Regions from separate parts of the Homo sapiens genome. Here region 1 is linked to region 2. A link is a loop called in an ENCODE intact Hi-C map of the cell type or tissue named here. Cell type or tissue: natural killer cell. All regions are shown on one strand. Links, peaks and the distances in the headings refer to the core of each region. The heading gives the core; the rest is flanking DNA. Region 1 overlaps AP1G1 (adaptor related protein complex 1 subunit gamma 1). Region 2 overlaps LINC02136 (long intergenic non-protein coding RNA 2136).

Region 1 (12,348 bases), core at 1,364-9,363, 330 kb before region 2:
GTCTTTGTGTTGCAGATTTCTAGTTTAATTCTGTGTGGTCTAAGAGCATACTGTCTATGATTTATGTTATTTGAAATTTGTTAAGATATTTTTTATGACCCAGAATATGGTCTTTCTTGGTTCAGTGTAAGTTTAAGAAAAATGTGTATTCTGCTGCTGTTGAATGAAGTAGTCTTATTATACAAACCCATTAGATCACCCTGATGCTTTCTTGTATTTAATGCACTCTGCTTTACGGAAGGATGTAAATAAACTATACTGCAAATTACCTGCTTTTTAGCTTCTCACCTTTCCTTCTGATCATTTTCCCAGAATTCTTCCTCTGTCTTTGTGTTTCTTAACAGGAGTGACCTGATAAAACCCTGATCACCTGGCTGTTTTTTTTTTTTTTTCTTTTTTTTCCTTTCCAAAATACACATGGTTAGGACTGGTCTCAGTCTTACAAATTAAATCTATTGTTCTATTTAGGAATGGGAGATTGACCAAGGTTGGGTGATAAAGTTTTAAACCTTTACATTATTATTATTATTATTATTATTGTTGGTAGTGATGGAGTCTTGCTGTGTGGCCCAGGCTTGTGTCAAACTCCTGGCCTCAAGCAGTCATCTTGCTTCAGCCATCCAAAGTGCTGCGATTACAGGTGTGAGCCACTGTGTCCAGCCTTCCTTTTTTAATTTGGACAAAGAGAAATTTTTTTTTTTTTTTTTTTGAGACGGAGTCTCAGTCTGTTGCTCAGGCTGGAGTGCAGTGGCGCAAACTCGGCTCACTGCAAGCTCGGCCTCCTGGGTTCACGCCATTCTGCTGTCTCAGCCTCCTGAGTAGCTGGGACTACAAGCACCCACCACATGCCCGGCTAATTTTTTGTATTTTTAGTAGAGACGGGGTTTCATCGTGTTAGCCAGGATGGTCTCGATCTCCTGACCTTGTGATCCACCCGCCTTGGCCTCCCAAAGTGCTGGGATTACAGGCGTGAGCCACCACACCCGGCCTTTGGACAAAGAGAAAATTTTTAAAAATAAAATAAAATTTAAAAATGTAACATATTTAAATAAGACTTTGAAGTTTGAGCTGTTATGAACCTGAGAATTGGAACCAAATTTATCTTTGAGGGTGTTTTCTGGTATTCTTCTTTTAAAAACAATAGTAATGGCTGGGCGCAGTGGCACACGCCTGTAATCCCAGCACTTTGAGAGGCCGAGGCAGGTGGATCATCTGAGGTCAGGAGTTCGAGACCACCCTGACCAACATGGTGAAACCCCATCTCTACTAAAAATAGAAAAAATTAGCCAGGTGTGGTGGCATGTACCTGTAGTCCCAGCTACTTGGGAGGCTGAGGCATGAGAATCGCTTGAACCTGGGAGGTGGAGGTTGCAGTGAGCCAAGATCGCGCTATCGCACTCCAGCCTGGGTGACAGAGCGAGACTCTGTCTCAAAAAAAGAAAGGAAAAAACACACAGTAATAATAATAGCTAACACTTGTTATCATCATTTCTGTGTGTTTCTAGGGGTAATTGTCTGCATTTCCTTTTAGGCAGGAAGTTATGTTCGTGATGATGCAGTCCCCAATTTAATCCAGTTAATAACTAATAGTGTGGAGATGCATGCCTATACTGTCCAGCGCCTGTACAAAGCAATTCTTGGTGATTATTCTCAAGTAAGTACTTCATTCAACTATTTTAGGGGGTAATTTTACCCTCAATTTTTCTGGTATGTTTTTCTTCTTTTTTTTCCCCCCTCCTCTCTCCCCTTTGGTATGTCTTTATTTCTAACACTCTAGATATGCACAGTTTTGATCTTTATTATGAGATGACCTATGATTTGCATTAAATAACTTTGGAAAAATTGAAGTTCTTGAGAAACGTTGACTTTTCTTTTCACAGCAACCTTTGGTACAAGTGGCTGCATGGTGTATAGGTGAATATGGTGATCTTCTTGTATCTGGCCAGTGTGAAGAGGAAGAGCCTATTCAGGTACTCCTTGTCACTCTTGGTTAAGTGGGGGAAAATAGTGGTTTTGGTTATAGGAGAGTAGTGTTTAATGGGGAGTTGAGGTTGATTCCTTGAAAACTTTTTAGGCCAGGCGTGGTGGCTCATGCCTATAATCCCAGCGCTTTGGGAGGCTGAGATGGGAGCATCGCTTGAGCCCAGGAGTTTGAGACCAGCCTGGGCAACATGGTGAAACTCTGTCTCTACAAAAGACACAAATATTAGACAGGTATGATGGTGTCTAGTCCCAGCTACTCAGGAGTGAGACCCTGTCTCAAAAAAATTTAAAAAATACCCAACTTTTTAAAGAAGCAAACGCGAATTATATTGGAAAACCTGCCATTTTTTGAGATGGAACTTATTGAGCCATTGTGAGGTTTTTTGTTTTTTTTTTTTTAATAGAGTCTCACTCTGTCACCCAAGCTGGAGTGCCATGGTGGGATCACAATTCACTGCAGCCTTGATCTCCTGGGTTTCAAGCGATCTTCCCACCTCAGCCTCCTGAGTAGCTGGGACTATAGGCAGGCACCACCCTGGCTAGTTTATTCTACTTTTTTTTTGTAGAGACAGGGTTTCACCGTGTTGCCCAGGCTGGTCTTGAACTTCTGGACTCAAGCAATCTGCCTGCCTTGGCCTCTCAAAGTGTTGGGATTAACAGGCATTGCTGAGTGTGGTGGCTCATGCCTGTAATCCCAGCACTTTGGGAGGCCAAGGCGGGTGGATCATGAGGTCACCTGCAGGGTGGTTAGCCAGACCATCCTGGCTAACACAGTGAAACCCTATCTCTACTAAAAAGTAGAAAAAATTGGCCGGGCGTGGTGGCAGGCACCTGTAGTCCCAGCTACTCGGGAGGCTGAGGCAGGAGAATGGCGTGAACCCGGGAGGTGGAGCTTGCAGTGAGCCAAGATTGCGCCACTGCATTCCAGCCTGGGTGACAGAGCCAGACTCCGTCTCAAAACAAAAAAAACAAAAAAAAAACAAAACAGGTGTGAGCCACTTTGCCTGGCCCCATTGTGAGATTTTAAAACCACTTTAGGCCCAAGTCTCTGTCCTAGTGGACTGAATTACTGTTTCTCTTACCCTCTGGCTGGTAAACAAGAAGAAATGAGACATGTATCCATGTTCTTATTTGCACATTAAAGGACTGGCTTTAAAAGGGAAAATTGTGGCAACAACACTTGAACTCTGTATGTTTTTCTTTTCTTCTTCTGTTTCTGCCACTTGAAGCTCTAATATTGCCTCTCAGCCCCAGTGGTCATTTTTCACTCTTTTTACCCCCACCTGCTCTGGTTGATAGAACCAGAGCACTTTTTTTTACCCCCAACTACTCTGGTTGATAGAACAGCTTGGACAGTTACCCTGGCAAAGCACAGGTTGAGTTAGAGGCTTTTGTAACGGTAGGATTGTCTTTCTGGCTGCTTCCCCTGACTTGATATCAGATTTAGATGCTTAATCATGCTACTCATTCTTCATCGTCTTCTTTTTCCTCCTCCTCCTCAGGTAACAGAGGATGAAGTGTTGGATATTTTAGAAAGTGTCCTAATCTCTAATATGTCCACCTCTGTGACACGAGGTTATGCCCTCACTGCCATTATGAAGCTTTCCACTCGATTCACTTGTACTGTAAAGTGAGTATTGAAGAAACATAGGGTGAACAGGTTGTTTTGTAATTAAAAAACAAAAAAAATCCCAAAAAACTTGTTATCATGGAAAATTTCAAGCATAGACAAAAGTAGAGAGAATAATAACACAAATTTCCATTACTTATTTCTCCACAGTCACAGTGATCAATTTGTGGTTAATCTTTATTCATCAGCACTTTGTTCCCTCTCATTCTTTTACTCCCTTGTGGATTATTTTGAAGCAGAAAAGTTTAGGGGGTTTTGTTTGTTTGTTGAGACAGGGTCTCGCTCTCTTACCCAGGATGGGGTGCAGTGGCGCCATCATATTTTACTGCAACCTTGAACTCCTGGGCTTAAGGGATCTTCCTGTCTCAGCCTCCAGAGGAGCTGGGACTATAAGTGCACACCATCGTGCCTGGCTAATTTTTACATTTTTTTGTAGAGAAAGTGTTTCGTTTGTTTGCCCAGGCTGGTCTCAAACTCCTGGGCTCAAGTGATCCTCCTGCCCTGACCTCCCAAAGTGCAGGGATTACAGATGTGACCCACTCCACCTGGCCTAAAAGTTACGTTTTTAGAATGAGATTTCTAATACCTTTTTTTTTTCTTTTTAAGTTGAGAATCTACTTCCCCATATAAAGGTTTTGGTTTATTTGTATTTTATATTTCATTTTATTTTATGACAGAATCTTGCTCTGTTGCCAGGCTGGAGTGCAGTGGCATACAATCTCGGCTCACTGCAATCTCCATCTCCAGGGTTCAAGCAATTCTCCTGCCTCAGCCTCCTGAGTAGCTGGGATTACAGGCGCACACCACCATGCCTGGCTAATTTTTGTATTTTTTGGTGGAGATGGGGTTTCACCATTTTGGCCAGACTGGTCTCGAACTCCTGACCTTGTAATCTGGCCAAGGTTTTGGTTTATTATATTTTGACAAGTCTTAATAGGAATAAAATCATGAATGTTTTGGTGATTAAATCTTTTAATTCTCCTCTTTGCTTTTTTGAATAAAGTAGATTCTCAGGTCACTTTCCCACCCAAGCATATTTAAGGCCAACGTAGTTCTTGTAGTCTTTCTGCTTCACTTTTAAATGTGAAGTCTTATAAAAAATGGTATTGAATTACTTTTAAAATTCTGAACTGGAAGAATTTGGGGTCAACATTTTGAGGCTCTGACCCTTTTATAGATTAAAAATTATTTAAAAATTATCAAAGAAGAGAATGAACAGTACAAATTTCTTTTGTGGCAAAGTAATAGTTGGTACTTTTGTCTAGCAAAGTTTAGGGAGTGGCATATATATATGTGTTTTTTCCACACCATCATTGTTGCTGAATGGGGATGGCATATTTAACAGACAAAAATCTAGTGTTACAATGAGAATAGTATAATGCGAATGTCAGATAAATGGATGAAAGTAAAGTGTTTTGTTTTTGAAAAACTATATAAATTAAGAAAAAATGAGTATTTCAGTATTTTAACCAGAAAATTCTGGCTTATTAAACATTATCTCTGCTTATTTGTGAATTTTCTTTTGGGTATTTTATTTCGTTTGTCATTTTATCTATAGCCGAATTAAGAAAGTGGTTTCCATCTACGGAAGCAGCATTGATGTGGAACTCCAGCAGAGGGCAGTAGAATATAATGCACTTTTCAAGAAATATGACCACATGAGGTGAGCGAAAGAAACTAAGCAATGCGTGTATCTCTTAGCATCCTGACTAAATTGTCATGGTAATCCATAAAGAAGATTCATTCCTTGTGCTTTATTAATTGTTCCTCGTATCCCTATTTAGTTCTAATTGCTTGTCTGCTTCTGTTTTGTCCATCTTCTATTCTGCCTAGTCTCTAAAGAAATAAATTAACTCTCTTTCATTCCACCTCCAACACTTACACTTTTTTTGATATGGAAAGTTTGCTTTATTTTCTATTTTATTTAGTTAAGAAGTGGGAGGCCGGGCGTGGTGGCTCACGCCTGTAATCCCAGCACTTTGGGAGGCCGAGGCGGGCAGATCACGAGGTCAAGAGATCGAGACCATCCTGGCCAACATGGTGAAACCCCGTCTCTACTAAAAATACAAAAAAATTAGTTGGGCATGGTGGCGCATGCCTGTATTCCCAGCTACTCGAGAGGCTGAAGCAGGAGAATCATTTGAACCTGGGAGGCGGATGTTTCAGTGAGCCAAGATCATGCCACTGCACTCCAGCCTGGCGACAGAGCAAGACTCTGTCTCAAAAAAAAAAGAAGTGGGAGTTGTATTTTTTCAAGACAAATAATCTCATTCAAATTCTTTTACTGTTAACATTCTAGTGTTTGGGTCATCTTTTATTCTTCTATTATACAGTATCTTCTTGACTGTTAATACCTATGGATTTACCTTTCTTTCATCTCAGTCTCTCTACCACTGAAATATATGCTTTGGGATTTAGCTGGGCAGTCTGTTTATTCAAGATTTTTTTGTCTGCCCTTAATCCAGCCAGGAATTTAGGTCATGTATTCTTGTAATCTACCTTCTATTTTAGTGTGTGTGTTGGATGGGGAGGGGAGATAGATCTCCATGCTTGGGCTCAACATAGTTAATGGTGATTATTTTGGGTAGGGAATCTAGGTTAACTGCCTAGAATTTAACCACTTCAGATTCTTCTAGGTCTGCCCTACTTGAGAGAATGCCTGTCATGGAAAAAGTGACCACAAATGGCCCTACTGAGATTGTGCAGACAAATGGAGAGACAGAACCAGCTCCACTAGAGACCAAACCGCCACCCTCTGGGCCACAGCCCACCAGCCAGGTAGCCAGCCTTTCACTTGCTCATCTGGGGCTTCTTACGATTTTATAGTCCCTTACAGCTTGTCTCTTAGCTGAGTCCCTTTAATGTTCCTGGGTTGGTTGATGATTTCCTTCCTTATTTTTACATATTGAAAGAGCTTTGCATTAGATGTATACTAGACAAATCAAATAATAATGAATTGAGGTGTTGTTACCTTGTTTAGGCCAATGATTTATTGGATTTGTTGGGAGGAAATGACATAACACCTGTTATTCCAACTGCGCCTACAAGCAAACCATCTTCTGCTGGTGGAGAACTTCTTGATTTGCTGGGAGACATCAACCTTACAGGTGAGGCAGTCTGGAGCTATTTAATACCTGGGAAAAGATAGAGGCCTCAGGGAAAAACTAAACTGAACCCAGACTTTCCAGCACGTGAATCATTTGAAGATGGGAGAGGCTAAATCAGAAGCAAGAGTCAAATCTTCACAATATCCGGGTTATATGTTGTATACTAATAATGCTCTAAAGATAATTTATACGGATTTCTTAAAGGCAAACTCCTAATTTTGGGTGAATAAATTATTCATAGTGTTTTAAGATAGAAACTACTTTTCCTGGCTGGGCGCAGTGGCTCATGCCTGTAATCCCAGCACTTTGGGAGGCAGAGGCAGGTGGATCACCTGAGGTCAGGAGTTCTAGACCAGCCTGGCCAACATGGTGAAACGCCATCTCTACTAAAAATACAACAATTAGCCGGGTGAAGTGGTGCATGCCTATAATCCCAGCTACTCCGGAGGCTGAGGCAGGAGAATCGCTTGAACCTGAGAGACGGAGGTTGCAGTGAGCCGAGATCGCGCCAGTGTGTACTGCAGCCTGGGTGACAGAGCAAGACTCTGTCTCCAAAAAAAAAAAAAAAAAAACACACTTTCTCTTTCAAGCTCAAAAAATATATCCCGTATCACCTTTGCTTTTAGTGTCCCAAGACATGACTTCTTCTTGGTTCCTTCCCACTAATGGTTAGTTTTCAGTAGCTGTGGCCATTTGTGGAGAGATGTTAACCTGCTACTTACCTCTTCCCTTTCACACTTTCTGTAATTAAAGCAACTGAAGGGCAATCACTCATAATATTCAAACATAACTTTTCATTTGGGAATATTTTTTCTTCTGTTCATATATACCAGTCATTTGTAATTGACATGTTCAGCAATATGATAAACCCGAGTCCAATACAACTTTTATTTTTATTTTGAGATGGAGTCTTGCTCTGTTGCACAGGCTGGAGTGCAGTGGCACGATCTCGACTCACTGCAACCTCCGCCTCCCGGGTTCAAGCGATTCTTCTGCCTCAGCCTCCTGAGTAGCTGGGATCACAGGCACGCACCACCATGCCCTGGCTAATTTTCGTATTTTTAGTAGAGATGGGGTTTCTCCATGTTCGTCAGGCTGGTCCTGAACTCCTGACCTCATGATCCCCCTGCCTCGGCCTCCCAAAGTGCTGGGATTACAGGCGTGAGCCACTTCGCCTGGCCTTTTTTTTTTTTTTTTTGAGACAGAGTCTCACTCTGTCACCCAGGCTGGAGTGCAGTAGCATGATCTCGGCTCACTGCAGCCTCTGCAACCTGGGTTCAAGCAGGTCTCCTGCCTCAGCCTCCTGAATAGCTGGGATTACAGGCGCCTGCTACTGCGCCTGGCTAATTTTTGTAGTTTTAGGAGAGACAGGGTTTCACCATGTAGGCCAGGTTGGTCCCGACCTCGTGATCCACCCACCTCAGCCTCCCAAAGTGCTGGGATTACAGGTGTGAGCCACCACGCCTGGCCTACAACTTCTATCCTAAATTTCAGTGTAAAGTATAGCTGAAAGGTTAAAGTGTCTTTTTTTTTTTTTTTTTGAGACAGAGTCTCACTCTGTCAGCCAGGCTGGAGTGCAGTGGGATTATCTCGGCTCACTTCAACCTCTGCCTCCTGCGTTCAAGTGAGCCTCCTGCCTCAGCCTCCTGAGTAGCTGGGATTATAGGCGAATGCCACCATGCCCGGCTAATTTTTTGTATTTTTAGTAGAGACGGGGTTTTGCTGTCTTCTTTAAGAGGATAATGAAGAGTTAAAGCACACATGACCTTGAGTAAAAAATAGACATAGGATAACAAGTTGGATGGTTAGCTAAGCTCATTCCCACAGGCTGATTTTTTTTTTTCCTAATACAGTGGAGTCACAGAGTATAGGATTTATGTCTGTGTCTTAACAAAATTTCAAAATGTTACTTGTCATGTACTTATGAATCATTTACAAATGGTCAATTTCAAATCCTCAAATGTCAAAGCTGTACTGGATAACCGGCAAAGAAAAAACAACCCCACAGTTAAACCATAGCATATACTTCACCTAATATGTTAGTATTTCCATGTTAATATATATAGCCTTCATAATTATAATTTTAGGTGACTAATACTTTATCAACAAATTTGCTCTGTTTACTCAGTTCGTTAGTATTGGGTAGTTTGGCTTTTTTTTTTGGTTTTTTTGAAACGGAATCTTGCTTTGTTGCCCGGGCTGGAGTGCAACAGCACGATCTCGGCTCACTGCAACCTCTGCCTCCCGGGTTCAAGTGATTCTCCTGCCTCAGCCTCCCGAGTAGCTGGGATTTATAGGCACGTGCCACCATGCCCAGCTAATTTTTGTATTTTTTTATTAGAGATGGGGTTTCACCATGTTGGCCAGGCTGGTCTTGAACTCCTGACCTCAAATGATCCTCCCGCCTTGGCCTCCCAAAGTGCTGGGATTACAGGCATGAGTCACCGCACCCAGCCAGTATGGGGTATTTTGTTTCTAGATTTTTCTTACCTAGCGGCCTCAACAAATATTACATCAATTTGTTCTTATTTTAGATTAATTTGTTAGACTAAGTGACTTAGTCTTTCTGAATCTGGTTAAAATTAGGATGATTAATACTTACTCCATAAGATATTTGTGAGGCCCATTGACCTATTCAGTGCATGATACATAGTAGGCACTTGGTAAATATTATTTACCTTTTCCTCAATTTATATGTTTAACCGCACAGTCATAAGCATTGTATATTATCATTTTAAAAAGCCCTATTGGGTGAAAATTTGGTCCTATTATATTTTATTTTTATTATTATTTTTTAAATTTTGTAGCCCTCTGCCAGGCTTGGTCAGCAGAGAGAGGCCCTATTATTTTTTGATCACAGAGAATGTTTAATATTTATTCACATATTTGTATTATAGATGAGGTTCCTTTCTGAACATTCCTGTATCCTTAGCTCATTTATTGTGGAGTCTTTTCTTTTTGTTCCTACTGTCTTGTTTTCCTAGTGTTATATGTTAAAGCAAAATGATAAAATGTTAAAAAGTCTGGGTTTTCTTGCCTTATTCATAATGTGTTTTAAAGATGTTTTTCCACTTTTTACATTAAGTTTTAAAATTTTGAATTCTAGATTTCTTAATTTATCATTACAGTTTTACCCCATTATATAGAAATTTAAGTCAGTAGAAATTCAGAATAGATTTAACATGTGTTTTTAAAGGGTTTGGAGCAGTAAGTTTCTGCTCTTCTCCTAAACTACCTTGCTATACTTTTACAGGACAAAGAAAAGTGAAAATTTGAGGGAGTTGGGGACCTATATGCTGCCTGTATCTTGAGTAGCCTCTGATTTTCCATGAGAACACATTTCTAAAATTGTTTTGAAAATGGGAATTGGGGGAAATTTTCTCGATTTGATTTTTTAGACTAGGAGAACTGTATGAATATTTCTTTGTCTGCTTCATTGATAATCTGCTGGACTGCACAAATGGTGTTTGCATTTATTTTAGCTTCTCGTGCTTGCTTAGCCATCCGTATTTCTATTCTCTTTGCTAATTTTTAATATGTCATTTACTTGTTTTTGTTTTTGAGATGGTGTCTTGCTCTGTCACCCAGGCTGGAGTGCAATGGTGTGATCTTGGCTCACTGCAACCTTTGCCTCCCAGATTCAAGCGATTCTCCTGCCTCAGCCTCCCGAGTGGCTGGGACTATAGGCGCGTGCCACCACACCCGGCTAATTTTTGTATTTTTAGTAGAGATAGGGTTTCGCTGTGTTGGCCAGGCTGGTCTCAAACTCCTGACCTCAGGTGATCCACCCGCCTCGACCTCCCAAAGTGCTGGGATTACAGGCATGAGCCATCGCGCCCAGCCTGTCATTTACTTTTCTAGTATTCTTTAGTATCTTTTTTCCCCCTCATTCTTGCTGTCAATTTCTTAAAAAAAGATGATATTCTAGCCTTCCTTTATTTCATTGTGATAGTTCTTTTTTAAATGGCATATTTTCAGTTAATTTCACAAGTAGTTTGAAATCTATTTAAATATTAAATACATTCTCTTAATTTTACTGAATTTCCTTATGCTTCTTCTTCGAATCTTGATATCCCTCATGTTCTATGAATTATCTTCTATTGTATGATTGTCAAGTTGTTCTTATTTGGAAAGATTAAATAAGAATGGTAATCTATTTCTTTTTCCCACCCCACTTTATACCACCCCTCACAGGGTGCGTGTGTGTGTGTGAAAATTTTATTATACAGCATTTAACATCTACAAAATTTAATGAATGTTTTGATCTACCTAGTTTGTAAAATAAAATATTAAGAGGGTTGATGTTCTTTGTGTATTTCCCTCTCATCCCATTTCTTTTTGATTCCAGACGTAACTACTGTCTATCCTAAAGTAGTGTTTAACATTGGTGTTTGCCATTCCTGTGCATTTCTTGATATAGTATGTAGTATTATTTTGCCAATTTTTACCTTTTTAGACAAGGTATCCAACTGAATGTGTTCTTTTTTGCACCTTTTTTTGCTAAACATTGTAATTGTGAGAATGAGTTATGAATAATCCATGTTAAGTGTATTTCTAGTGAATTCACTTTTTACTGTTGTACATGTGTAGTATTTTAGTATATCAATATATCAGTTTACTTATTCATTATCAAGATGACAGACATTTTGGTTGTTTCCAGTATTTCACCATTAGGAGTGTTCCTGCTATGAATGCTTTTGGATGTATCTCCCAGTGAACACATGCAAGGATTAATTAAAAGCATTCCTAAGAAGGGGTAATCGGTTCTCAACTGGGGAAGATTTTGCCCTCCAGGGGTTGGCAGTGTCTGAAGATATTTTTGGTTGTTACAACTGGGAGGATGCTACCGTCTAATGCATAAAAGCCCAGGGGTGCTACTTAATATCCTACAATAAACAAGGCAGCCCCCTACAACAAAGAATTAGGAAGCCTAAAAGCTATTACTGTCAAGGTTGAGAAACCTCAGTTTAAGGATATACTGATGTTCAACTCTACTGTTGCCAAATTACTCTCTAGATTGGTTGTGCCAGTTTACCTTCCTATAGCAGAGCTTAAAATTTCCCATCGTTCCATCTTCTTGCCAACATCTGGAATTATCAGACATCGAAATTTTCACCATTCTGGTAGACATGAGGTAGTATCTCACTATAATTTTAAATTCCACTTCCATCATTACTGGTAAAATTGAGCATCTGTTTGTAAGATTCCCTTTTCATTCAGGTTTCCTCTTTTGTGACTTGCGTGTTTTTATATCTTGACACTTTTAAATTGGGTTATCTGTTTCTTATTGGTTTTATAGAAGACAGTTATCGTTTGGATACTTATCCATTCATTACTGTATAGCAAACATTTTCTCCTGTCTGTGGGCTCTCTCTCTTTACTTTTTTTTTTTTTTTTGCGACAGAGTCTCGCTCTGTCCCCCAGGCTGGAGTACAGTGGTGCAAGCTCACTGTAGCCTCAACTTTCCAGGCTCCAGTGATCCTCCCACTGCAGTCTCCCAAGTAGCTGGGACTACAGGCGCACACCACCATGCCTGGCTAATTTTTGTATTTTTTTTTGTAGAGACAGGGTCTCGCCATGTTGCTCAGACTGTACTTTTTCTTACAGTATTTTTTAATAAACAGAAGT
Region 2 (12,348 bases), core at 1,915-9,914:
TGTTCCAGAAGAGGCTTGGTCCCATGAAGTAAGTCAATGTTACTTTTCACTATGGCAGTTGCTCTCCCAGCCCCTGTCTTGCGGATGCTCTTCCGAAGTGCATTTGGAAGGCTGCGTCTCGCTTCCATTTCTTTCTCTTCCAGAGTCACCTTGCTTAAGGGCTGTGATTTTCTGCTAATGCTCTGCATGAGTGGGCTGTGCAGATGCACGTTGATCTTTTCAGGAGAGTGTTGGCCTTATGCAGTGGATAGTCACCTTCTTTCAGCGGATTTACTGTTCTTCCAGATGTTGCTTGTCTGATACAACCTCCCTCTGTGTTGCCTGGAAGTAGTCTGTGCTTTTCCCCATCATGGTTAACGAAGACTCTGTCGAAGTCATCTGCCGTCTGACTTGTCCGAAACTGTGTCTCATCGCTCTACTGGCCTGCCGGCGCTTCTCATGGTGTAATGTGATCTTTTAGATGGGCGTTTTCTTGTGTCTTGCAAAAAAGGACATGGAGGACTCTCTGAGATTGCTCATGGCATTTGATGAAGTCATTAAAGGCAGCATGTTGGTTTCTCTGTTTCTCTTTTTCCTGTAGGAATTCTGAAGCCTCATGTGTTCTTCCCGAGCCAGACAGAAGTTAGATCCACGTGTCTCCTTTGCATTTAAATTCTTTAAAGCTCTTCTTACCTTAGAAAGTGTTATTAAATCTCACATATGGTTTTGTTATATTTCACATTGTCTCTGTTTTCTCTTGTTAACTGGCTCCAAATTAACAAGCAGTTTCCTCACTAGAATTTAATTTGATATGTTGAAGCCCAGACTCTTCCTTTGACTGATTTCTGTTTTGTACTCTGATGGCCTCAAAGAATGTCCCTGAACTTTTGATCTTTTTGTTCAGAGTCAAACAGTATATTTAGAATGTCTCCCATTCCTTCAGATACATTTTGAGGATTCAGTTGACAGTCTCTGGGGCAGGAAGGAAAACATCCCCCCAGCCTCTCAGCTGAAGCCCAGGCACTAGGCTGGGTCTGCAAAAGCTGGGGGTGAGGTCTTTGGGGAAGCCTCTTAGATTGGTGAGGAGGATATGGTCCCCCTCTGCCTCAGGTTTGGATGGCCTCTGTTCTGGGGGCTCCCTTCCAACAGAGAGGGCTGTTCCTTGGCCTGAGGGGCAGCAGCTGCAGGAGAGGAGTCTGAAGTGGGGGTCTCCTGTGTCCCTAGCCTTTTTCCGGGTGAGCTGCAGCCTCCAGAGGGAAGTGGCAAAGGCTGTGGTCCCTGCAGCACCCTACTACATATAGTAGCAACAAAGATGATTAAATACTTAGGGATAAACTTAATAAGAAATGTGCAAAATCTATAAAGGGAAAATTTTACAACACTTCTGGAAAACACTAAAGCACGTGGAGTGGGAAGACATCCCTTGTTTTTGGCTATCATAACTCAACATCAAGATGCCCTTTTCCCCCCAAGTTGACTTATAAATTGAATGCCATTCCTATAAAAATACCAATAAGCTTTGTTTCATGGAGTTGATAAGCTGATACTAAAGTTTCTATGGAAAATAAACATGCTGAAATAGCCAGGGAAAAACTGACCAAAATGGGGGCCTCACCCTATGGGCTGTTAAAACAAACTATAAAGCCTCTGTAATTAGAACAGTGTGGCATTGACCACATGAACAGACAGACAGACCAATGGAATAGAATAGAAAGTACAGAACAGACCTAAGTACGAATGGGAATTTAGTATATGATAAAGGTGGCATGTGAAATCTCAGAGGCAATGATAGACTATTTATTTATTTATTTATTTATTTTTTGAGATGGAGTCTTGCTCTGTCATCCAGACTGGAGTGCAGTGGCACGATCTCAGCTCACTGAAACCTCCACCTCCTGGGCTTAAGCGATTCTTGTGCCGCATCCTCCCAAGTAGCTGGGATTACAGGTGTGCACCACCATACCTGGCTAATTTTTGTATTATTTATTTATTTATTCTGGTAGAGATGGGGTTTCCCCATGTTGGCCAGGCTGGTCTGAAACTCCTGACCTCAAGTGATTCACTCATCTTGACCTTCCAAAGTGCTGGGATTACAGACATGAGCCACTGTGCTTGGCCCAGACTTTTTAATAAATGGTACTGGGATAATGGGGTAGTCTTTTTTTTTTTAAAAAAAGATAAAATTAGATCTATTGTTCACAGCATATATAAGAATAAACTCAAATGGATCATGAATTTAAGTGTAAAAAATGAAAACATGTAAGTACTAGGGGGAAAAAGTCCGTGGGTGAATTCCTCTTAACCTCAGTGTAAGGAAAGGATTTGAAAGCATCACTCAGAATCCAGAAGCAATGAAATAAAATTCTGGCAAATTGGACATGGCAAACCAAACCAAACCAAACCAGACAAAACAAAAAACCCAAACCACAGAAACCAAAGTAACTGAAAAATTGAGAGAAAATATTTGTAACACATACCACAGACAAAGGGCTAATCTCCCTTATATATACAGAACTCTTAAAAATTGAGGGACAGAGGATGAAATACTCCACAGAAAAAAGAGAAAAGACTTGGACAATTCACACACACATTAAAATGGTCCTCAAACATATGCCAGTTACTGGGACAGTGTTGTGGGGACAAAAATAAGTAGACACAGTTCCTTCCCCCAAGGAGTTTCCAGTTCACTGGGAAAGTCACAGAAACTAACTTGAATGGGGACAGAGTATGGTTAAATTTCAAGGGGTAGGCTGGGTGCGGTGGCTCATGCCTATAATCCAAGCACTTTGGAAGCTGAACCAGGAGGATCACTTGAGCCCAGGAGTTTGAGACCAGCCTGGGCAACATGATAAGACCGCATCTCTACAAAAAATTAAAAAACTAGCCAGGTGTGGTAGTGCGTGTCTCTAGTTCCAGCTACTTGTGGGGGGGTGAGGTGGGAGGATCACTTGACCCAGGGAGGTTGAGGCTGTAGTGAGCCATGATCGTGCCACTGCACTCCAGCCTGGATGACAGAGGGAGACCCTGTCTCAAAAAATAAATAAAAACGGGTGGGGTTGGATTTCACCTGAGCCTGCTGGAGGGCAGGGAGGAGCAGTTGGTGGGGTGGAATGTCAGGGAGTGAACAATCTAAGAGGCAGGTGAAAGTGGTTCTGAGCAGAGAGGACCATTGGGGGATGAGGCAGCTGTTGGAGAGGGATGGGTCAAGGGATGGAGGGTAGCACTGTGAGCTGAAATAGGTGAATTGGGAGGGATGCTGGCTAGAGAAGAGGTAAGTCCAGCACTTACTGTGCTTGGGGCTGTGAGAGGCACCTGAGGACAGATGCCTGTCCTCCAGGATCCCACAGTCCTGGGTGGAAACCAGCAGGGCCTTGATGAACTAGACTTCCGGAGAGAATGAACTCAGTACTGTAGTGGAGGGACCAAGGGCAAGCTGCCCAAGGCTCAGACTAGAGTTGGGGCTGGTTGGGTTTCAGGTGAAGACAGATGTCCATGTGGATCTAGCCCACTGGTCTCTGGACATGTGGTTATGTTGGTCAAAGGAGAAGACCAAGGCTCAGAACAAAGACTTGAGATTTGCCCCCTCAACTGTCAGAGAAGGAGTTATGGAGGGAGATCGTGGCCTGAGGGTCATGGAGTGGCCAGGGGAGAGTCTTGGTCAGTCACACATTGGAGGCCATGAGAAAGAGTAGTTAGGAGAGGGGTGCTTGAGCCAGTAATCAGATTCAAGTCCCTGTTATGCTCATGTGCCAGCTCTGCCCTTGAGTTTTCTCATCTTTCAATTGGGGAATGGGGCCGGGTGCGGTGGCTCACACCTATAATCCCAGCATTTTGGGAGGCCAAGGCGGGTGGATCATGAGGTCAGGAGTTTGAGACCAGCCTGGCCAATGTGGTGAAACCCCATCTCTACTAAAAATACAAAAATTAGCCAGGCATGGTGGCGGGCGCCTGTAATCCTTGGGAGGCTGAGGCAGGAGAATCGCTTGAAACCAGAAGGTGGGGAGGTTGCAGTGAGCCAAGATCATGCCACTGCACTCCAGCCTGGGTAACAAGAGCAAAACTCTGTCTCAAAAAATAAATAAATAAATAAAAATTTAGAGAATGAATCAAGGCATGACTGTAGGACCAAACGAGTTCACATATGCAAAGTGTTTTAATATGGTCAAAGCATTCAATAAATGCTGCTGTTAATTAGGAGGCAAGAAGAGATTGAAGGGAAATCTCAAGGGGCTCCAGAGACTACTACGATGGTGCAAAGTCACAGAAGCCCTGGGAAAAGCAGGTAGAATGGAGTTGCCATGACATTGAGCCTCACCTAGATGCCAGGTAGGTAACACGCATTATCACAGGTGAGTCTCACTGTAATCTCACAAGGGAATTTCTATGGTCATCCCCACCCCACAGTGTAACAAGCTCAAGGTCCCAAGAGTATGACCTACGTTTCCTGTTCTGGACCTTAAGTTTTATTTATTTATTAATTATTTTACTTTTTTTGAGATGAGGTCTTGCTCTGTCACACAGCCCAAAGTGCAGTGGCACGATCCTGACTTACTGCAACCTCCGCCTTCCAGGCTCAAGCAATCTTTCTACCTCAGCCCCCCAAGTATCTGTGAGTACAGGCATGTGCCACCACACTCGGATATATATATATATATATATATATATATATTTGTGTGTGTGGAGATAGGGTTTCACTAGGTTGCCCAGGCTGGTCTCAAACCCCTGGTCTCAAGTGATCCGCCTGCCTCGGCCTCCCAAACTGTTGGGATTCCAGGCGTGAGCCACCGTGCCCAGCCTGGACCTTAAGAATGAAATCATCCTTGGGTTAAAGGCTGGTCTCCCTTAGAGATGGTTGTTTGCAGGTCACCTTCCAGGGGCTAATACTCTGGCAAATGCTGGTGACCTTGAGATGAATGAGCCTTGATCCGTGTACTCAGTGAGCTCTCAGGATGAGGGTTCCTGTAGCCTCTCTCTTCATTGCATCATCTCCAAAACCTGACAGGACTGATGCTGGAAGGTCTTTCCAAGGCCCAGACTCCTCTCCTGGCTCAAACACTTTCCATGGCTCTCTGTGGCCTCCAGCCCAGGGTCTGAATTGGTTCTACCTGGCCAAGTGCTCTGCCTGCTTTTAGGGTCTGGTCTGTGCCGCGAGCCCCTGTCCCATCCCAGCTTTATCTCCCACAACTTCCCAGCCCTTACCTATGCCCTGGTCATGTGGATCCTTTCCTGTATATCTATACCCTTCATTCATCTTGGTCTTTTGGTCTGAAATGCAGCCCCCTCCTCCACTGGCCCCTGAAACCTAACCCACCCTCCTCCTGCACTGCCTGGACTGCAGGAAACCTTTCCAGGCTACGTATCCAAACTAGTCTTTTTCTCCCTCCTCTGTTTTGCTAGATTTAGAGATGGTTCTAGTACGTGACTCAAGGTAAGAGGTTGTGTTTGACTGATACCAAGTGCGTCTGTCCAGAGTTAGATATGAGGATAGAAGTTCCTTGAGCCAGGGATGGTATCTTAGCTATCCCTGGGATCCCCACAGGACACGTGCTAACAGGGAAATTCAAAGACCCCACCAAACTCCTGCCACCATTTCCTGCCCTCTTGTGCCCAGGCCCACCTCTGGGTTGGAGGAGCAGGGTGCTGTGGGAGAAGGTGCACTGGTCCTGGAGTCAGGGCCTTCAGGTTTGTGCCATCCCACTGAATACATGGCCAATGACCTTGGGCAAAGGGACTCCTGCCTCGGGGCTTTAATCTGTGCATCCACAGACTGTACATATGGCATTGGACCAGGACCTCCCTAGTGCCTTTTTGGTAAAGAGGACCGTAAGTTTCTTAGACTTTTAATATGCAGATGAATTCTCTGGAGAATCTGTTAAATTGCAGATTCTGACTCAGTAGGTTTGGGGCAGGTCCTTATTTCTAACAAGCTCCCAGGTGACCTTGATGCTGGTGGTCCGTGAGCCACGCTTTGCATTAACAAGGGTCTAACCCAGTGATCCTCAGCCCTAGCCCGATAGAAGAATGGCCTGAAAGGTCGCTCTTTCCCTCCTCCACTGCCTTCTGCATTTTAAATTAAAGTTTCCCTTGGGAGATTGTAAAAAGATGTTAGGATGGCACCCCAGGGCCATTAACTCAGCATTTGTAGGGGTGGGAACTTGGCATCGGTAGTGTTTAAAGCTCACCAGGTGAATCCAGTGTGCAGCCAGGACTGGGAACTGATTTACCTCGTGGGTGGAGAACTTTAGCAAATGGTTTTCAGGCGAAGCTTTTTGTCTCTGCTGCCCCCTTGTGGTCATCTTGTTCACTCACAGTCAGAGCGCAAGCCCTGTTCCCAAGAGAGATGGGAATCGCAGAACAATTGGGAAAATAATGTCGCTGCCCATGGTGGACGGGCTTCCCTGAGACCCCAGCACTCACCCTGACATGGGTGGGCTCCTCCTCTGCCGTGATGCTGAAGACGATTCCTTAAACAAGGGCCTCGCTCCCAGTGTCCTGGGGGTAGCCCACATGAGTAGGAAAAACTCTGGGTGGGCCAGGAACTGGAAACAGCAGGGGGCCCTGTAGTCGGCAGCTGAGATAGAGGTTGGATAGAGCAGGTCCAGGAGAAACTTCCTAGGAGAAGGTGGGCGCTGAACCCAACCCTCAGCTCTCCTGGGCGGGAGTCAAGAGAAGTCTTAGATGCAGACGTGAGGTTTGGGTTGCTTGGCGGTCAGCCAGCAGGGGGCACTCTGGCGCCACGTAGAGTTCCCAGGTCGGGTCTCCTAGTCTTCGTCGTCTTGACTGGGAACTGTCCACCCCGGTGCAGGATGCCCCAGGTGCAGTGGAGCAGCTCAGAGCCCCAGGGCGTGACTGTCCGCAGCTGGCTGGCTTCCCTCTGTGCCAGGTGCAGGGTCAAGGATATCCCCATGCACAGAGCCTGCCGTCAGTGGTATGAGGAGTATGAAGGTTCTGATGCTGCTGCCCATTCAGAAATGCAAAATGGCCCAGTACCTTGAGCACAGGTCTAGTCCCTACTGTGCCCTGCCTGGCTGTGTGATCTTGACACATTCATCTCCCCTTTGTGGGCCTGCTTCTCCCTCATCCAATGCATCCCCCAAGCCATCCTGGGCTGTGGTGCTGCTCCCCAGACAACAGGGAGTTGGACTCATGGTTTTGGGGGGCTCACATTGCCCTTAGGGGGCCAGAGTCAAGGGAATCACCTTTTTTTTTTTTTTTTTTTTTTTTTTTTTGCCTTCTGCTGTAGGGCCTGGTTCTGGGCTGGACTTTCCCCATCCTCTTCCTGAAAGCCACCCTTGTTCAATCATGGGGACAAGATACAGTCCAGGAAAGGAGCTAGGGCCCTCCTAAGAGATGATCCCGAATAGGGCCCAGCTGTGGACAGGATGATCTCTTTTCCAGCCGGGCGCCATGGTTCATGCCTGTAATCCCAGCACTTTGGGAGGCCGAGGTGGGAGGATCACTTGAGGTCAGGAGTTCGAGATCAGCCTGGCCAACACAGTGAAACTCCTTCTCTACTAAAAATACAAAAAATTAGCTGGATGTGGTGGTGCATGCCTAGAATCCCAGCTACTTGGGAGGCTGAGGCAGGAGAATCACTTGAGCCTCTGGGAGGTGGAGGTTGCAGTGAGCCAAGATTGCGCCTGGGTGATAGAGTGAGATTCAGTCTCAAAATAAAATAAAAACGCCAAATCCCTTTTCTGTTAGTTGTCAAACACACTAGACATCAGGACACGGTGGTCCTGGCTACATGACTGCCTTGTAACAGTGAGAAATATCCAGAGATGGGATGCATGTTAGAGTTGAATGGGGTTTGTCCCGGGGAGAGAGGGGAACCAAAGGAATAGCAAGAGGGTGGGGAGCTTAGCTTTAAAATAATGTTTTGGCTGGACATGGTGGCTCATGCCTGTAATCCCAGCACTTTGGGAGGCCGAGGTCAGGAGTTTGAAACCAGCCTAGCCAACATAGTGAAACCCCATCTCTACTAAAACTACAAAAATTAGCTGGGCATGGCGGCACATGCTGTAATTCTAGCTACTTGGGAGGCTGAGGTACGAGAATCGCTTGAACCCAGGAGGCAGAGGTTGCAGTGAGCTGAGATCGTGCCACTGCATTCCAGCCTGGGCGATGGAGTGAGACTCAGTCTCAAAAAAAAAAAAAATGTTTTACTCATTTAAAAAATTGGTCTGGTGTACCTACGGCAAATGGGTGGGACTTGCTAAATCTGGTTGGCTGTTGCTTTCTGAAACACAGATTTTAGACTTGAATATATGCATTTGCAAACTCTAAGACATATGCGCCTCTGAACACAGTCTGGGTGAATGCAGTTTGATTGTCACAGGCTTCCGACAGAGTTGCAGGTGTTGTATTGCGTGGTTTTCAACAGCAATCAGACCAAAAGGGTGACTACTAGCATGTGAAAACAGAGGATAAGCTTCCTGGGCTCAAACTCCTGAGCTGGAAGTCAGTTCCAGGCCATAGTGTCCAGCCAGAGGAGGACAGCAAGATCGACTCCTGCGTGACCAGTAGCTCACCTGGTCCAAATGTAGCCTCTTACTATAAAACAAAGGCAGAGAGAGACTGAGGGAACTGGAAAGAGGTTCAATGGAGGAAAAATAAGGCAACCTCAGGGATTCACTTTTACTCTCATTTCATTAAGTTCCAGATATTGGCAGACTGCTGGCCTCCTGAGGAGCACAGGAAGGGGCCTGGCAGACTGGTGATCCTGGTTGGAGATGAAGAGGGGCTGATTAAGAGGAGCTGACTGAGGCTGGGAGGTTTCCTGCCCGGGAGTGGCGAGCCTGTCAGAGCTGCACCTGGGCCTACCTGTACCTAGGAGAGATTCAGGGTATGGTTGGCTTCCCACAAACACCTGGGGCTCGAGGAGTGCGCTGCCTCTGTTCCACACCTGATGTGATCCACATCCACGCCCATGCACCTGGCCAGGAGAGTGACTGTCACTGATGAGGCAGTGTGATAGTACCTCTGATGGTTTCTCTGAGATCAGCCTTTGCACTTCACCTGTGTGGGCCAGATGGAAAGCCAGGGTGGAGACGGAGCACCCTGGGTCAGCTGGGATCCCACCGTGCGATTCCACGGCATGGGGTGTCAGAACCTGGAGTGCCGGTGGTGGCCAGAGCAGGGGTGGGGTGGCATTCCTGTGTCTCTGCCACTCACTGGCTGTGTCACCACAGAAAAGTCATCTAAACCTCTCGGTGCCCCAGTCTTGTTCTCTGTCCATGGCAATTCGGGTAGACCTGACCCGGTTGGATGGCTCTGAGGTTTCAATGAGGTATCATACATGCAAATGGTTTTTTTGGAGCCAGGTTCTTTTTATTTAAAAAGATTTTTTAAAATGGGAATACTCGCTAAAAAGAGTACCTGACCTCAGCTGGGCACAATGGCTCACACCTGTAATCCCAGCACTTTGGGAGGCCAAGGCGGGTGGATCACGAGGTCAGGAGATGGAGACCTGTAGTCCCAGCTACTCGGGAGGCTGAAGCAGGAGAATCGCTTGAACCCAGGAGGTGAGATTGCAGTGAGCTGAGATCACGCCACCGCTCTCCAGCCTGAGTGACAGAGCGAGACAAAAAAAAAAGAAAAAGGAAAAGAACCTGACTTCAGTATCTTTGGGTGTCTGGGATTGAGGAGTGTTCCTGAATGGGCATCAGGGATTGATGAACACTTGTGTAAGAGTTAAAGAAAGAGGAAAAAAACATGAAATTTTTAAAGACAGGTTTACTTTAGATAAAACCTGGAGGGGCTTCTGGCCGATTTTGGTCAGGGGCGCTTTCTGTTACAGACTAAAAGTATATATTGGTTTTAGGGTGAGGGTCTTATCACAAGCTTGGAATGTTTTTGGGTCAGGGAGAAGTCTATAGCCGGGTCGGAATGTTTCTGGGCAGAGAGGAGGTTATCTTGGGGCTGACGTCTTTCCGGCAGGAGGGAGGTTAGTTATCTTGGGGCTGGCATCTTCCCAGCCAGAGGGGGGTTATCTTGGGGCTAGCATGTCTCTGGTTGGGGAGGAGTTTGGAATGTTTCTGGTCGGAGATGTTATTTGTAGTTTCTGGTCATGCCGACCTTAGCCATTAGGCTGATGCCTTTTGGCTTTAGGCGGTTTTTGATTAAGATGAATTTTAAAATAAGGTGCTTGTCCACAATGGCAAGGCCCCTGCTCTGTCACCTTGCCCCCCAAAATTGCAAAGCTTTGTTTCTGTGTATGCATGTATAAATATTTTTTTTTCCCTTAGGAGCAAAGGCAATAGCTTAACTAAGATGTTCAGAGGGATCATGACATAAAGACTGGATGCCTGGGGTTGGGGTCAGGGGCGTGTTTCAGGTGCCTTTATTTTATACCAGAGTTTCCCAACCTGGGGAATCTTGCCATGTGGGGCCAAATCATTCCTTGTTGTTGTGGACTGACTTGTGCATTGCAGGGTGATTAGCAGCATCTCTGGCTCTACCCACTAGATACCAGTAGCACCCTCCACCCCATCCCCACCTCGTTTCACCAATAAAAAATGTCTTCAGACATTGCTCAATGTCTTTGGGGAGGTGAGAGTGGGACAAAATTGCCCCCAACTGAGAACTGCTGCTTTGTGATGTTCCTAGTGGAGTTGAGCCCTCGATAAGTGGTTGTTATTTGCTGTGTTGAAGTTTGGCAAGATTTCTCTTCTGGGCTTTATTGATCTCTTCCTATTTCTGTGCACTGCTTAAAGGGAAAGTCGACGACTACAGGGCTTCCAAACTGCAGCCCCATTGGATATAAAGTACGAGTTCCTTAATCTGGTAGGGCAGCCTGATCAACTGGAACTTGGTTCTTACTGTGTTTCTCGTTATGCAAACCTTAAGGATTCCAGCCTGGACAACATAGTGAGACCCTGTCTCTACAAAAAAAAAAAAAAAAAAAAGAGAGGAAAAAAAAAAAGAAACGAAATTCAGCAGAGCCCAGTGGCATGCCCCTGTAGTCTCAGCTATGCAGGAAGCTGAGGTGGGAGGATCACTTGAGCCCAGGAGTTCAAGGTTGCAGTGAGCTATAATTGTGCCACTGCACTCCAGCCTGGGTGACAGAGTGAGATCCTGTCTCTAAACAAACAAACAAACAAACACCCTAAAGGTTTTTGAGAGCATTAAGTGCAACATAAACCTTTCAGTCCTTTACTATTAAAATATGAGCTACAATTAAAATGAAACAGTTAATTTTGTGGGGAGCAAGATCTTGAGATAATCTTCATTTGTGGTGAATACATTTCTGTTTAACCACAAGCCTCAGAATTAGTAGTTCCTCATTCAGAGGAAAGATCAGAGAAGGGTCTTATGGAGAAGGACCAGCAGGAGACAGAGGTGGAAGAGTTGGATGCATTTGAAGTCTCCACTATTTAGGAGGTGGCCTAAAAGATCCTGGGGAGTGGGTGGGCACCTCCTTTTGGCACCCCGGATGTGAGGAGGGTCTCCAACACTGATTTTGGCTGCTGCTTTGTTGCACCATCCTCTATGGATGGTTCGGCTCTTCTCTTGTTTGGCTTCTTATACACCTGCTCTAAAATCTCCCCAGGAATTCCATACAATTCACAGAAGTGTTGCTGCTCTGGAGTGAGAAATGTTCCTCCAGATTTTGGAGAAACTTTCTTTCTGAATGTCTCCAGAGCTTGCTTCGGAGCAGCCCTTCAGTCACAAGTTTAGCAGCATAATAATTCCTCCTTGCTGAGGTTGTCCCAGGAATGACACAGAGCACCAGAAGCAAGCTTTGGAAACACAGCTGGTACAACAAGGAGCGCCTCTATGCCTTGGCGTAGAGAAGCAGGTTCTAGTTTTGCCCTGAGTTGGTTGATGGCCCCAGGTATCACATGGAATATCTTTCTATTACAAGAATCAGCATGGAGTTGAGCTCTAGGACAAACGTCTCAATGGTGTTGGGCATGGCCATTGGAGCCTCCTTTCTGATCATGTAGACCTGGGCCATCATTTGTGCAGCTGGTCCTGTGAACTCGGTGCTTAAGATTCCAATTAGCACCTTGCGATAGCATGGTTGTGCCACAGAAAAAGGTAACATAGGTGGAGATGTCCAGAATTGGGCGAGGTGTGTGCACCGTAGAAATGCTGCTGGCTGTTTTCAAGGCATTGAAGAAGCTCTCTGCAGAGGTGGCTATTATCCCCGGACTCTCTAAATAATGATACTAGAATGTCGGTTGCAGCATGATGAGACCAAATCAGTGTGGAAAGTCATCACCGTTTCAGATATTCTGGTTTCCTGTGAGTGTTGTGGTCACAGTGCTGGGGTTTCAGATTTGGAGTCAATTGCAAACACGCCTCCAAGGATACCTCTCTTAAAGCCAGGCACGCTGCACAGAGGATTGTGGTGCAGATTATCCT

The links. Hi-C counts contacts between places; a loop is a spot of excess contacts. Peaks named below come from ENCODE experiments on the same cell type or tissue, not always from the same donor. Only the 100,000 strongest peaks of a DNase experiment are listed, where the experiment ranks them.
Region 1: it touches region 2 in a loop (5-fold over the local background); 2 of 110 quality-filtered maps call a loop at or near these places.

Annotation. Positions count from the first base shown.
Region 1 is chr16:71,739,516-71,751,863 of GRCh38, reverse strand. AP1G1 (adaptor related protein complex 1 subunit gamma 1) reads left to right here. Exons shown (of 23, transcript NM_001128.6): 14 at 1,532-1,654; 15 at 1,881-1,970; 16 at 3,486-3,613; 17 at 5,172-5,276; 18 at 6,250-6,391; 19 at 6,594-6,720. Among named protein-coding and RNA genes, the nearest start is that of SNORD71, 13 kb to the left of the region's middle. In natural killer cell, for the core only: CTCF peaks have their summits at 5,025 and 5,228 (motif pointing right); a DNase peak (open chromatin) is centred at 5,233.
Region 2 is chr16:71,406,822-71,419,169 of GRCh38, reverse strand. LINC02136 (long intergenic non-protein coding RNA 2136) reads left to right here. Exons shown (of 3, transcript NR_146574.1): 2 at 4,175-4,305; 3 at 8,636-8,729. Among named protein-coding and RNA genes, the nearest start is that of LINC02136, 13 kb to the left of the region's middle. RefSeq lists enhancers at 6,484-6,573, 6,647-7,148. In natural killer cell, for the core only: CTCF peaks have their summits at 6,075 and 6,274 (motif pointing left); DNase peaks (open chromatin) are centred at 6,259 and 6,699.